Regions from separate parts of the Homo sapiens genome. Here region 1 is linked to region 2. Evidence: chromatin contacts called from ENCODE Hi-C or POLR2A ChIA-PET data. All regions are on one chromosome and are shown on one strand. Each heading gives the region's core, a stretch centred on a gene start or an enhancer-like site at or near the end of the contact. The rest is flanking DNA. Distances are from core to core; before and after follow the strand shown.

Region 1 (5,476 bases), core at 2,265-4,764, 210 kb before region 2:
AGTATGGCCCAGAGGCAAATAATCTTTCATGTCTAGCTTGGAATAGAATATTCTAATACTGACATTCAGCTTTTCTGCCATTGACGTAAAGAAGGCAGTATTATTTATTACTTTCTCCTACCAGAGGCGTTTGGAAATGAATTAGAACATTTTTTAATGTCACAATGGCTAGATAGTACTACCAGCATTTAGTGTCCTGGACAATAGTGCCCATGAGACACACTGGATTAAAGAGTGTTGATTGTATGAGTTTGAAGGAGATCTCAAGGTTGGGATTAGGCATATGTAGAGCCTGAAAACAAACTGGATACATAACAATTGTCTAGTAGACTTCTGAGAAAGGTTTATTATAGTAGATGGGGCAAAATCTGTCTTTATAGGTGAATAAGTCTGATGACACAGCAGAACATCTTCTGGAGTTGGGCTGGTTTACCATGAACAACCTCCTCCCCAATGCTGTCTATAAGGCAAGTCTTTTTTCCCCTTTCCTAGTCCATTTGCATGTTTTTAGCACGGGGCATTTATAACGGCCCTTCAGTATAAATCCACTATGGAAAACAATGTGGTGATCTGAGAGGGTGAAAGCTTGCCCAGCTTAGCAGTACCATTGCTTCTCCTCTCATTCTGCAGAGGATTTGTGGGTTGCTTTATGGCAGGAAGGACATTGGGTTGGGCTCTTCTTTACTCTCTATCCTACAGGTAGTACTGCGGCCCCAGAGCTCCTGCCAGTCTGGGCGACAGCTAGCTCTCCGCCTCTTCAGCAAAGTTCGGCCCCCTGTTGGGGGTATCTCTGTTAAGGAGCATTTTGAGGTTAGTAAGCAGTCCCTTAGGGACCTGGGAACAAGGGACATTCAAAAGCCACCTGTGTGTTACACGATATTAGGAGTAGGTAAACTGATGATGGTATCTGAGCTTAATTGCTTCTTGAATCTTTTTCCTTTTTAGGTAAATGTGGTGCCTCTCACCATCCAGCTGACACACCAGTTCTTCCACAGAATGATGGGCTTTTTCTTTCCTGGCCGAAGTGTGGAAGATGATGAAGTTGGTGATGAAGAGGATAAGTCCAAACTGGTGACTACTGGTGAGAACTTTTATGGTGGAGCCCCAGAAGAATAGGGTAGCAACCCCAAAGACAGCTGAGACTTCAGAACGAGGATGGATGACAGCTGGTACACTTGCTTTTTCATAGGAATACCAGTGGTGAAGCCTCGGCAGCTGATTGCAACAGATGATGCAGTACCACTGGGCCCTGGGAAGGGTGTGGCACAGGGTTTGACTCGGAGTTCTGGGGTCAGAAGGTCATTTCGCAAATCGCCAGAGGTACCAAACATGCCCCTGATGATAGAAAAATGGGAGAGTCTTGAGGTCCTGTTTGGTGTGGCTTGGGATTTCTTCGGTTTCCTCTAAGTCCATTCTAGGGATAAAAGAAGAGGGAGATGTTTGGGGTCCTGAGTTTCTTCTGATGGATTCAGGGCTCACACTCCTTGCCTGCCTTTCTTAGCACCCTGTGGATGACATTGACAAGATGAAAGAGCGAGCTGCCATGAACAACTCCTTCATCTACATAAAGATTCCACAGGTTCCACTGTGTGTCAGCTACAAGGTCTGCACCTCTCAAGCACTTTGTAGAACAGGGTGGGAAGGGAACCAGATAAGATCAGAGATTCTATACAGGGAGACAGCTAGGTTGTTTGTGATGCTGAGCTGTGGGTGATAAATCTGCTGTTCCCTCTGCTCCCCTCAAGAGTCAGCATCATTACGAGGCTGAGGTAAGGGGAAATCAGTATCTGTAGGTTACTATTGTAGGACTTGGCACTCAAGTGGCTGGCTGGGACTCAAAATGGCAGCTGATGTATTCCCCACCCCTCTTTTTTTCTTTCCCCTCCCCCTCCTCTTACAGGGTGAGAAGAACAGTGTGGACTGGGGTGACCTTAACCTGGTGCTGCCCTGTCTGGAGTACCACAACAACACATGGACATGGCTAGACTTTGCCATGGCTGTCAAAAGGGACAGCCGCAAAGCCCTGGTTGCCCAGGTATCCCGCCAGGGCTCATGGCTGTTTGGCTAATGGGGCTGGCAGGCAGATCCTCTTTTCAGGAGCCTTTCATTTTAGAATCCATGAATAAATATCCTTGGGAAGGGGCAGGTGCATGAAGTGAGTGGCTTCTATGCCTACCCTCTCCATGACCTCACTCAGATTATTAAATTCAGTGTTTACTGAGTGTTTCGTATAGCACCATTGATTTTAGGGAACTGAGAGCTAACACAACCTAAAGTTTAGAAGGGGTTATAATTAGACTGTAAGCTTCTTGAAAGCAGAGACCATTGTATGTGAATTGCCCCATTGTGCCTTGGATGTGTTTAATAAATCTTTATTGTCTTGGTTCATTTTGATTTATTCTGCCTGCCCACTAATATTTACATTTTCTTTTACTCCTCTCCAATCTGCCAGGTAATCAAAGAGAAGCTAAGGCTGAAGTCTGCAACAGGCTCTGAGGTCCGGGGAAAGCTAGAAACTAAATCGGACCTGAACATGCAACAGCAGGAAGAGGAGGAGAAAGCCCGGCTCCTCATTGGTTTAAGTGTGGGCGACAAGAACCCTGGCAAGAAGTCCATCTTTGGCAGGCGCAAATGATTTGGCGATTCGAGTGGCTGCAGTACAGGATCTGACTCTGGCTCAGGCTCCAGGGACTTGTGGGGTGGGAGGGGCTTCCCGTTATCCACGAGGATTTGTGGGTGTCAGAGCCCATAGGCATCACTCTTCAGCACCTGGTCTGTTCGCTGCAGGGCATGGTGGACAGTAATGCTGAGTTCTGTCTCACACTGATCAGGCTCAGGGCCAGAGAGGCAACAAGAGAGCAAGACCCAGGGAATGGGCCCAGGGCAGGACCCTATTCCCTTGGGGTCAAGTGAAAGGGTAGGGGGATAGTCCTGATCAAGTGTGATAAATTTTTATAGACATATATAAATATATATATATTATATATATATTTCTAAGTGTAACTGTCCTTCCTCTGTGCCAGGAAACGGGAGGGGGCTGATCCTCTGATCCTCACTCCACTGTCATGTTTGAAAGAGGTATTGGTGTTCTGGAGTGGGGGTCAACCCCTCCCCAGTCTCTGTGCTAAGTTCACTTGGGAGGATGGCAGTAGGAGCCAGGGCTGGCCATGGGTCCCCTACCCTTCCCCGTAGGATATACCCTGGAGAATGGCAAAATGATTTAAAGAGAAAAAAAAAGATATTTTAAATTTGATGCTCATTTTTGTGTGTGTGTGTTGAGTGCATGCATTCAATCTGTGTATTCCTCCCTCATCAACCCAGAACATCCTGCAGCTGCCACTCTGAGGGTGGCCCCTTCCTTCCTCTGCCCTGAAGCTGTATCACAGAAATTTCTAGTCCTAGTGTGACTCTGGCCCCATGCTGATGGGTTTCTGCAGACTGGAAGAGGCGGGGCTCGTGTCACGCAGCATCAGGGAGAGGAATTGCTTATATAACTGGGACAGCAGATTTAGCAGAGAGAGGAGGCAGAGGCTGGGAATGGGAGCAGTAAGCTGTCGGCAGGGGCAGCACACCCAGCAGGGGGAACACACCCGGGTGGCTGTCCCTCACAAGGTAGGCTGTGGGGCTCTGGCAGCCTACTGAGGGGAGGAGAGGGAGACATGGGCTTGAGTCCTGGGAAGTTCCTGGTTAGGAGCATGGAAGTGATTACCCAATGTGGGGGTGGGGCAGGGAGGCTGTACTATGAAAGCATCACAGCCCAATACTGAGGTGCAGGCTGTACTCTTAATGCGTCATGGTGAAAATGTCCAACAATTATTTTCCTAGAGGATTTGAATTGTGCCCAGGAAATCTGGGGCTTAGCACAAAGCAAGGGTAATGGGAATTTTGCCTCATGCTCAAAAATGTACCTCTAGGGGTTGAGACTTAAGGGGAGGGAGTGCCTAGTAAGATGGGTGGAACCTGCTATGCCTCAGGAGCAGAAAGTTTAGAGTGGCTCCCTTGGTTCTCAGCAGGGTGGCAACATCCGGGGTCCCTGGGCCCGAGGCTGGAAGAGCCTCTGGACAGGTTTGGGAACCATCAGGTCAGATCTGGAAGAACTCTGGGAACTACGGGGGCACCACTATCTGCACCAGGAATCCCTAAAGCCAGCCCCAGTACTGGTAGAGAAGCCTCTGCCAGAGTGGCCAGTGCCTCAGTTCATCAACCTCTTTCTACCAGAGTTTCCCATTAGGCCCATTAGGGGGCAGCAGCAGCTGAAGGTAAGTCAGTGGAATCCCTGAGTGGGGTCTCAGTCTTTGGGAGAAGTTAAAAATGACCAGTCTCAACTGGCCTGTTCTCCATTCCTCTGTACAGATTTTAGGCCTCGTGGCTAAAGGCTCCTTTGGAACTGTCCTCAAGGTGCTAGATTGCACCCAGAAAGCTGTATTTGCAGTGAAGGTAGGGGCGTAGATACCACATTAGTCTCTGTTTCCAATCTTGATTCCAGAGAGGTTGGGAGGAATAAACAATTCAATAGCACTATCTATGAGTCATCACTACTCTCCTTTTATAGGTGGTGCCCAAGGTAAAGGTCCTACAGAGGGATACCGTGAGGCAGTGCAAAGAGGAGGTTAGCATCCAGGTATGCACAGAGTCCTGGAAAGGATTGTGGGAAGAGCTAGGCCACAGGTAGGGAAAGTACCTTTCTTGCCCACCTTCTTTTCCTGGTTCTGCCTCATCCATCTGCTTCAGCCTAGTTTAACACTAAAGTAGATCCTGGGAAAAGTATCAGCTCTCAACACAGTTTTCCCATGTCCTACTAGGGAAATCTCTGAAGCATGTCCCAGTGTATTCCTTAGTATTTGCTGGTTCTAGGATTACCAGATAGTCAGTTCCAAATATTGAGTTCCTCTGAACTGAGAGGTGAGGCAGCAGTTCCCCCTCTGCACATCTGGGTAAAACCTGATTTCTCAGCTGCCTTTATTCTCAATGACCCTGTTCCTCCCTAACTTCCTGTTTTCTTTGTTCCTAGCGACAGATCAACCATCCCTTTGTACACAGCTTGGGGGACAGCTGGCAGGGAAAACGGCACCTTTTCATTAGTGAGTGACTGGACTCTCTCCTCATCCCCCAGGGTCTTTGTACCATGTTCCCCACCTGAGATTACCTCTTTGGCTTGTTCTGCCTTTGCTCTGTCCCCCTTCTCATGGCACCTCTCTGTCCCAAAGGGAGGGGAACAGCAGGTGGTATCAGTTTGGGCAGGAGGCCTACAATGCCTTGAGCCCAGGCATTGCAGCTCCCAAACATTGCCTAGACTTCTGGCAATGTATGTAGCTCCACACTGGCTTTGCAGTGTGTAGCTACTGCAGCACAGATCTGTACTCCCTTTGGTCGGCTGTTGGCTGCTTTCCTGAGGCTTCCATCCGTCTCTTTGCTGCCGAGTTGGTGCTGGTACTGTGTAAGTGAAACAGTGGTAAAGGAAATGGGGAGGGAAGAT
Region 2 (5,574 bases), core at 3,054-5,553:
GGAGGCAGAGATTGCAGTGAGCCGAGATCACGCCATTGCACTCCAGACTGGGCAACAAGAGTGAAACTCCATCTCAAAGAAAAAAAAATTGTAATACCTATCTCATAAGGCTGTAGTCAGGATTCAGTAAGATAATGTATGTAATGCCCTCAGTATGGTGCTGCCTGCTTCAATAAAAGTCAGCTCCTAGTGATGTCTCCAGAACATCAAGGAGCATGAAGCTGATATTTGGCAATTGAGCCAGAATACATTTGAAGGAGAGGAGTATCATCAGATTTTTAAAATGTTTATGTTTTCCATGATTAAAACATATGTTTATATCTGTTTATATCAGAAGGGTTGAAAACATTTTAAATAGAAGAAAAGAGAATCTTACCTAACCCTACTACCACGCAGAGAGGACTTCTGTTAATATATTGGTGCCATGGTTTCCAGTCTTTACTCAGTGCAATTCTTTTCTATGCCTATGACCATACCACATAAACAAGCTCTCTGTTTTTTCTACATACAAATTATTATGTAAGCAGTTTTCCATATTATTATAATCTCTTTGAACATATCATTTTAATGACTCATATTCATGGAGTGGATAGACTATAATTTACTCAGCCATTTCGCTACTGTTGGACACATAGGTTGTTTATCTTTTTTTTTTTTTTTTTACTCTTGTCAATATAATGTTATGGGAGAATATCTTAGCACATAAGGCTTTTTTCTGTACTTGAGACTATTTCCTTTAGATAGAGACCTACATGTAGAATTAGAGGCTTCAAGGGTCTTGATTAAAGGCTACCAAATTTTTTCCTGAAAGGGTGTATTTACACTCCTTCAGCAGTATTTGTTTCACTGTAGCCTTACCAGCTTTGAGCATTCTCATTTTAAACAAAATCATTGCTAATGTGTTGGCTGCAAAGAACAAGATCAAAGGCACAGTGTTTTTCTCACTATTCAGAAGCTGGAGAAGAGCTCATTTGTGTGTCTCACATGCATGTTCTGTGTTACAACCTCTCAGTGCTTGGTTTTTATCTGTTTACTGAGGGAGGGATCTTCAGGTTATTATCACATATAGTTAAAATAGTAACCCTTTGTCATATTTTATTTTATTTTATTTTATTTTTTTGAGATGGAGTTTCGCTCTTGTTGCCCAAGCTGGAGTGCAATGGCATGATCTCGGCTCACCGTAACCTCCACCTCCCGGGTTCAAGCAATTCTCCTGCCTTAGCCTCCCGAGTAGCTGGGATTACAGGCATGTACCACCACGCCCGGCTAATTTTGTATTTTTAGTAGAGATGGGGTTTCTCCATGTTGAGGCTGGTCTTGAACTCCTGACCTCAGGTGATCCACCCGCCTCGGCCTCCCAAAGTACTGGGATTACAGGCATGAGTCACTGCGCCCGGCCATATTTTAAAAGAAAGATTTTTCTTTCTTTTAATGACAAACAAATGACTTTGTTTGTCATTTGCCTTTGAATTAAGGCTTTATGTTCTGATGGAAATAAGTCTACAGATCTTTTCCTTTGCAATAGCTTCTCCTTTCCTGTAGAAATTTGACAGGCAGGACTTTTTAGCTCTCTCTGGGTAAGTCACCTTTCCCTCTGGACCTCAGTTTCCCTGTCTTTTAAATGGTTGGATGGGTGGAGATGTGATTTCTCAGCTTCCTTCTAGGTGGAGATTCTTGGGCTCTGGACTCCACAGTGCAGCTCAACATTGGCAACCCTCTCCACATGCTCTGGGACTCCAGCTGCGGAATCTCCTCTCCTTGAGACTGAGAGTTCATTCAGCGATCGTCTTTTGAGCATCTACCACACGCCAGGCACTATTCTAGATGCTGGGGATATGGTAGTGATGAAAAAACAAAGTCCCTGCCATCATGACCTCTAGTAAAGGGAGATGGACAACAAAGAAACCAGAAAGTTATAATTCAGATGGTGATAAACACTATGGAAAAAAATGAAACAGGGTAAAGGATTAGGGAGTGCCAGGAAGCAAGGAAGGAGGGAAGTTGCTTATATAGGAGGGTCAGGTGACATTTTAGTGGAGACTTGAAGGAAGTGAGGGAGCCGGCCAGGCAGATATCCAGAAGAGCATTCTAGGTAGTAGTTACCGCAAGTGTAAAGGCCCTAAAGCAGGAGGCCAGCATGGCTTGAGCACAAGGATTGAGGGGGACAAAGCAGGGGAGAGGGACAGAGAAGAGGTAGGTGGCCTTAGGGCTCTCATAAGGACTTGGCTCTCACTGAGCGAAATGGAAAGCCCAGGATGGTTTTGAGCAGGCCAGTGACCTGATTGCAGCTGTTTTCAAGGAGTTAGAAAAGACCTCTACCCTAGTGGGTACTGCAGGCTCTGGCTCTGGGATGAGCCACACCCTGTCCCATTCCTGATGAGGGACCTTGGCCTCTCCTAGCCTTAGTTCTTTATCTAAGAAATAATTCCAAGGATTTAGCCAAGTACCCCTCCCTCACTGCAGCTGACCTAACTGGGCCAAGCTTTTGTGTAAGTGGTAGGGAGGAGTTGGAAGGGGAGGGAGGAGAGTGGAGCCAATCCAGAGGCTTGAATGTTTAATGTGGAATTTCCTCTCTCTAGGGGACCACAGGTGGGGGCAGCTTGCAGGGGGAGGTTATTCAGTTCACTAGTATCTAGCCAGCACCTACCCATCCTGAGTCTCGGACTCCTGGCTCAGGGGAGGTGGGGTAGCTAACAAGCTCCAACAGGCCCAGGCACAGTCACAGTGGCCAGAATTGGAGCCATCCATCCTCCCAAGAATCAGGCCTGTCAGGACCTGCCTCCAGAAACCCACTCAGCTGCTCTGTTCTCAGGGAAGGTGGCCTTTCCTGATTCTGCTCCCCCTACCTCCAGCCCCTGAATTAGCACCCTTGGAGTTCAAAACTATTTTCCACGGTTGGAATTTTGTATCAATTAGTAGGATTCTTTGACTATTTTTCCTCTCCCACCATTCTAGAAACTAACGGGCCTGGTGAGGGCTTTGTCTATTTCCTTTCCTGTTGTGGTCCCGGAGTCCCCCAGCACAGTGCCTGGCACGTAAGGGGCACTCAGTAAATGAGCTGAATGAATGAAAGATAGGGGAGTAAGGAAGGTAATGCTGTTCCTTTTTACAGGCAATAAAACAGAGGCCCAGACAGGGTCTGACCTCCTCAGCAGCAGAGCAGGTGACTGCCTTCTGGCCTAATTCCTATAATGGGAGCCACCCAGGAGCATAGGTTCACACCCAAGGACCTCCCAGGCCCTCCCCCATCTTCTCTAAGGGAACTGCAGAGCCAGGCCCTGCCTGACCCCAGAAACAAGACTAGTTTCCCAGGAAAAGATCCTAGGGCAGGAGTGGAGCAAGTGACAGCTTGTTTTTTATTTTATTTTTATTTTATATTTTTTGAGACAGGGTCTTGCTCTGTCACCCAGGCTGGAGTGCAGTGGTGCGATCTCAGCCCACTGCAACCTCTGCCTCCTGGGCTCAATTGATCCTCCCACCTCAGCCACCCGAGTACCTGGGACTACAGGTATCTGCTACTACGCCTGGCTAATTTTTGTGTATTTTTTGTAGAGACAGGGTTTTACCATGTTGCCCAGATTGGTCTCGAACTCCTGGGTTCAAGCGATCCATGCGCCTCAGCCTCCAAAAGTGCTGGGATTACAGGTGTGAGCCACCACTCCCAGACGTGACAGCCTGTTAATAGCAATAATAGCACTTTGAATATACCAGACACTGCTTTTCCACAACTTTTTGAGACATGTTTTGTTAGCAACTCCATTTTACAGATGAAAAAACAGAGGCTCAGGGTGGTAAGTGGCATGCCGAAGGTAGTGGCAGAGCCTAGGTGCTCCAACCCAGGCAGCTGGGCTCAGCCCACTCCGATCCTCTCCAGCTGCCTCTCTGTTACAGCGCAGAACATCAGCAGCATCAGGAGTCATGTGCTCTTCCAGCTCTGCCTTGAGTACCCGATGACCTCGTTTCCTCAGCGGTAGATAGCGATGGTTAATATTGGCTAGCCTGTAGAGTTATCGGGAGACCAACGCACAAAAAGGGTTTAATACCGTGCCCAGCACATAGTAAGTGGTCAATACATGTTAATTGTTGATATTCTTGTTATCTGTGGTGTGTCTGGGCCGGGAGGGAGGGCTGCAGGGCGGTGTCTACGCACACTTTACAGGTGAGGTCATCCCGCGGGCTGGGGGTGCCGGGCCCCTCGCTGGCCCACGCCCAGCCAGGTGCACCCGCGGCGAGAGTCCGGTGGCCTCAGGTCACAGGCCCCTCCCCGCCGGACATTTAAGGAGGGACGCCGGGCGCAGGCGCAGACAGCGCAAGCCCCACGCCACGCGTCGCTGGTCCCAGGCAGCGAGTCGCTCGCGCGCCCCGCCGCCCGCCTGGCGACAGCTCCGCCGCGCACGCACATGGAGGGGAGCGCGAGCCCCCCGGAAAAGCCCCGCGCCCGCCCTGCGGCTGCCGTGCTGTGCCGGGGCCCGGTAGAGCCGCTGGTCTTCCTGGCCAACTTTGCCTTGGTCCTGCAGGGCCCGCTCACCACGCAGTATCTGTGGCACCGCTTCAGCGCCGACCTCGGCTACAATGGCACCCGCCAAAGGGGGGGCTGCAGCAACCGCAGCGCGGACCCCACCATGCAGGTAGCGGGGCGGCGAGGAGCCTGGCAGGTGGAGGGCCCTGGTCTGGAGCGTGGGGGCAGCGGAGGGGCGGGGCCTGCGTAATGGTAGTGGCGGGTAACTGGAGGGAGGGTGCATTTTGGATGGTGGGCGGGACCAGAGCAAAGGGGCCTGACCGAGAACCTCAGCGGGTGGGATGCGAAAAGCTGAGCTAAAGTCTGGCCTTGCAGGTTAACAAAAGGGGGGGGAAAGGAAAGGGAATGGGGCCTTGGTCCATGTCCTTCCCCCTCTCCACTGGCAGATTTTGAAAGCTGTGCTAAGATTCTCTGAGGTTTAGGGCTCCAAAGGAAGTCCTCATCCCTGTAGCTCCCGGGATGGCGAGGATTTGGGGATTGTGGAACCCAGAGTGAGGAACCGCACCCTGGTCATTGTGCCCCTACAGGAAGTGGAGACCCTTACCTCCCACTGGACCCTCTACATGAACGTGGGCGGCTTCCTGGTGGGGCTCTTCTCGTCCACCCTGCTGGGAGCTTGGAGCGACAGTGTGGGCCGCCGCCCGCTGCTAGTGCTGGCCTCGCTGGGCCTGCTGCTCCAGGCCCTAGTGTCCGTTTTTGTGGTGCAGCTGCAGCTCCACGTCGGCTACTTCGTGCTGGGTCGCATCCTTTGTGCCCTCCTCGGCGACTTCGGTGGCCTTCTGGCTGCTAGCTTTGCGTCCGTGGCAGATGTCAGCTCCAGTCGCAGCCGCACCTTCCGGATGGCCCTGCTGGAAGCCAGCATCGGGGTGGCTGGGATGCTGGCAAGCCTCCTCGGGGGCCACTGGCTCCGGGCCCAGGGTTATGCCAACCCCTTCTGGCTGGCCTTGGCCTTGCTGATAGCCATGACTCTCTATGCAGCTTTCTGCTTTGGTGAGACCTTAAAGGAGCCAAAGTCCACCCGGCTCTTCACGTTCCGTCACCACCGATCCATTGTC

Evidence for each region. Hi-C counts contacts between places; a loop is a spot of excess contacts on that map. ChIA-PET counts read pairs that join two places held with the same protein, here RNA polymerase II (POLR2A). Pooled maps may share reads with other maps.
Region 1: a loop to region 2 is called in a pooled map, with 2.3 times the contacts of the local background. The contact joins the promoter of RSKR here to the promoter of SLC46A1 in region 2. A Hi-C loop is called at or near these places in 2 of 50 pooled maps. POLR2A ChIA-PET finds 5 or more read pairs at or near these places in 3 of 52 experiments (Panc1, WTC11 and activated T-cell).

What each region holds. Positions count from the first base shown.
Region 1 is chr17:28,612,223-28,617,698 of GRCh38, reverse strand. It overlaps RSKR (ribosomal protein S6 kinase related), which reads left to right and starts at 3,514. Exons shown (of 12, transcript NM_001174103.2): 1 at 3,514-3,612; 2 at 4,011-4,259; 3 at 4,354-4,437; 4 at 4,553-4,621; 5 at 5,012-5,081; 6 at 5,333-5,437. The coding sequence starts at 3,538. BLTP2 (bridge-like lipid transfer protein family member 2) reads left to right here. Exons shown (of 39, transcript NM_014680.5): 33 at 381-467; 34 at 700-810; 35 at 946-1,081; 36 at 1,190-1,320; 37 at 1,502-1,603; 38 at 1,901-2,035; 39 at 2,453-3,253. The coding sequence ends at 2,635. SPAG5-AS1 (SPAG5 antisense RNA 1) reads right to left here. Exons shown (of 3, transcript NR_040012.1): 3 at 322-1,414. RefSeq lists an enhancer at 5,150-5,476.
Region 2 is chr17:28,404,941-28,410,514 of GRCh38, reverse strand. SLC46A1 (solute carrier family 46 member 1) reads left to right here and starts at 4,303. Exons shown (of 5, transcript NM_080669.6): 1 at 4,303-4,628; 2 at 5,047-5,574. The coding sequence starts at 4,401. RefSeq lists enhancers at 1,308-2,148, 5,289-5,574 and silencers at 4,122-4,461, 4,662-4,821.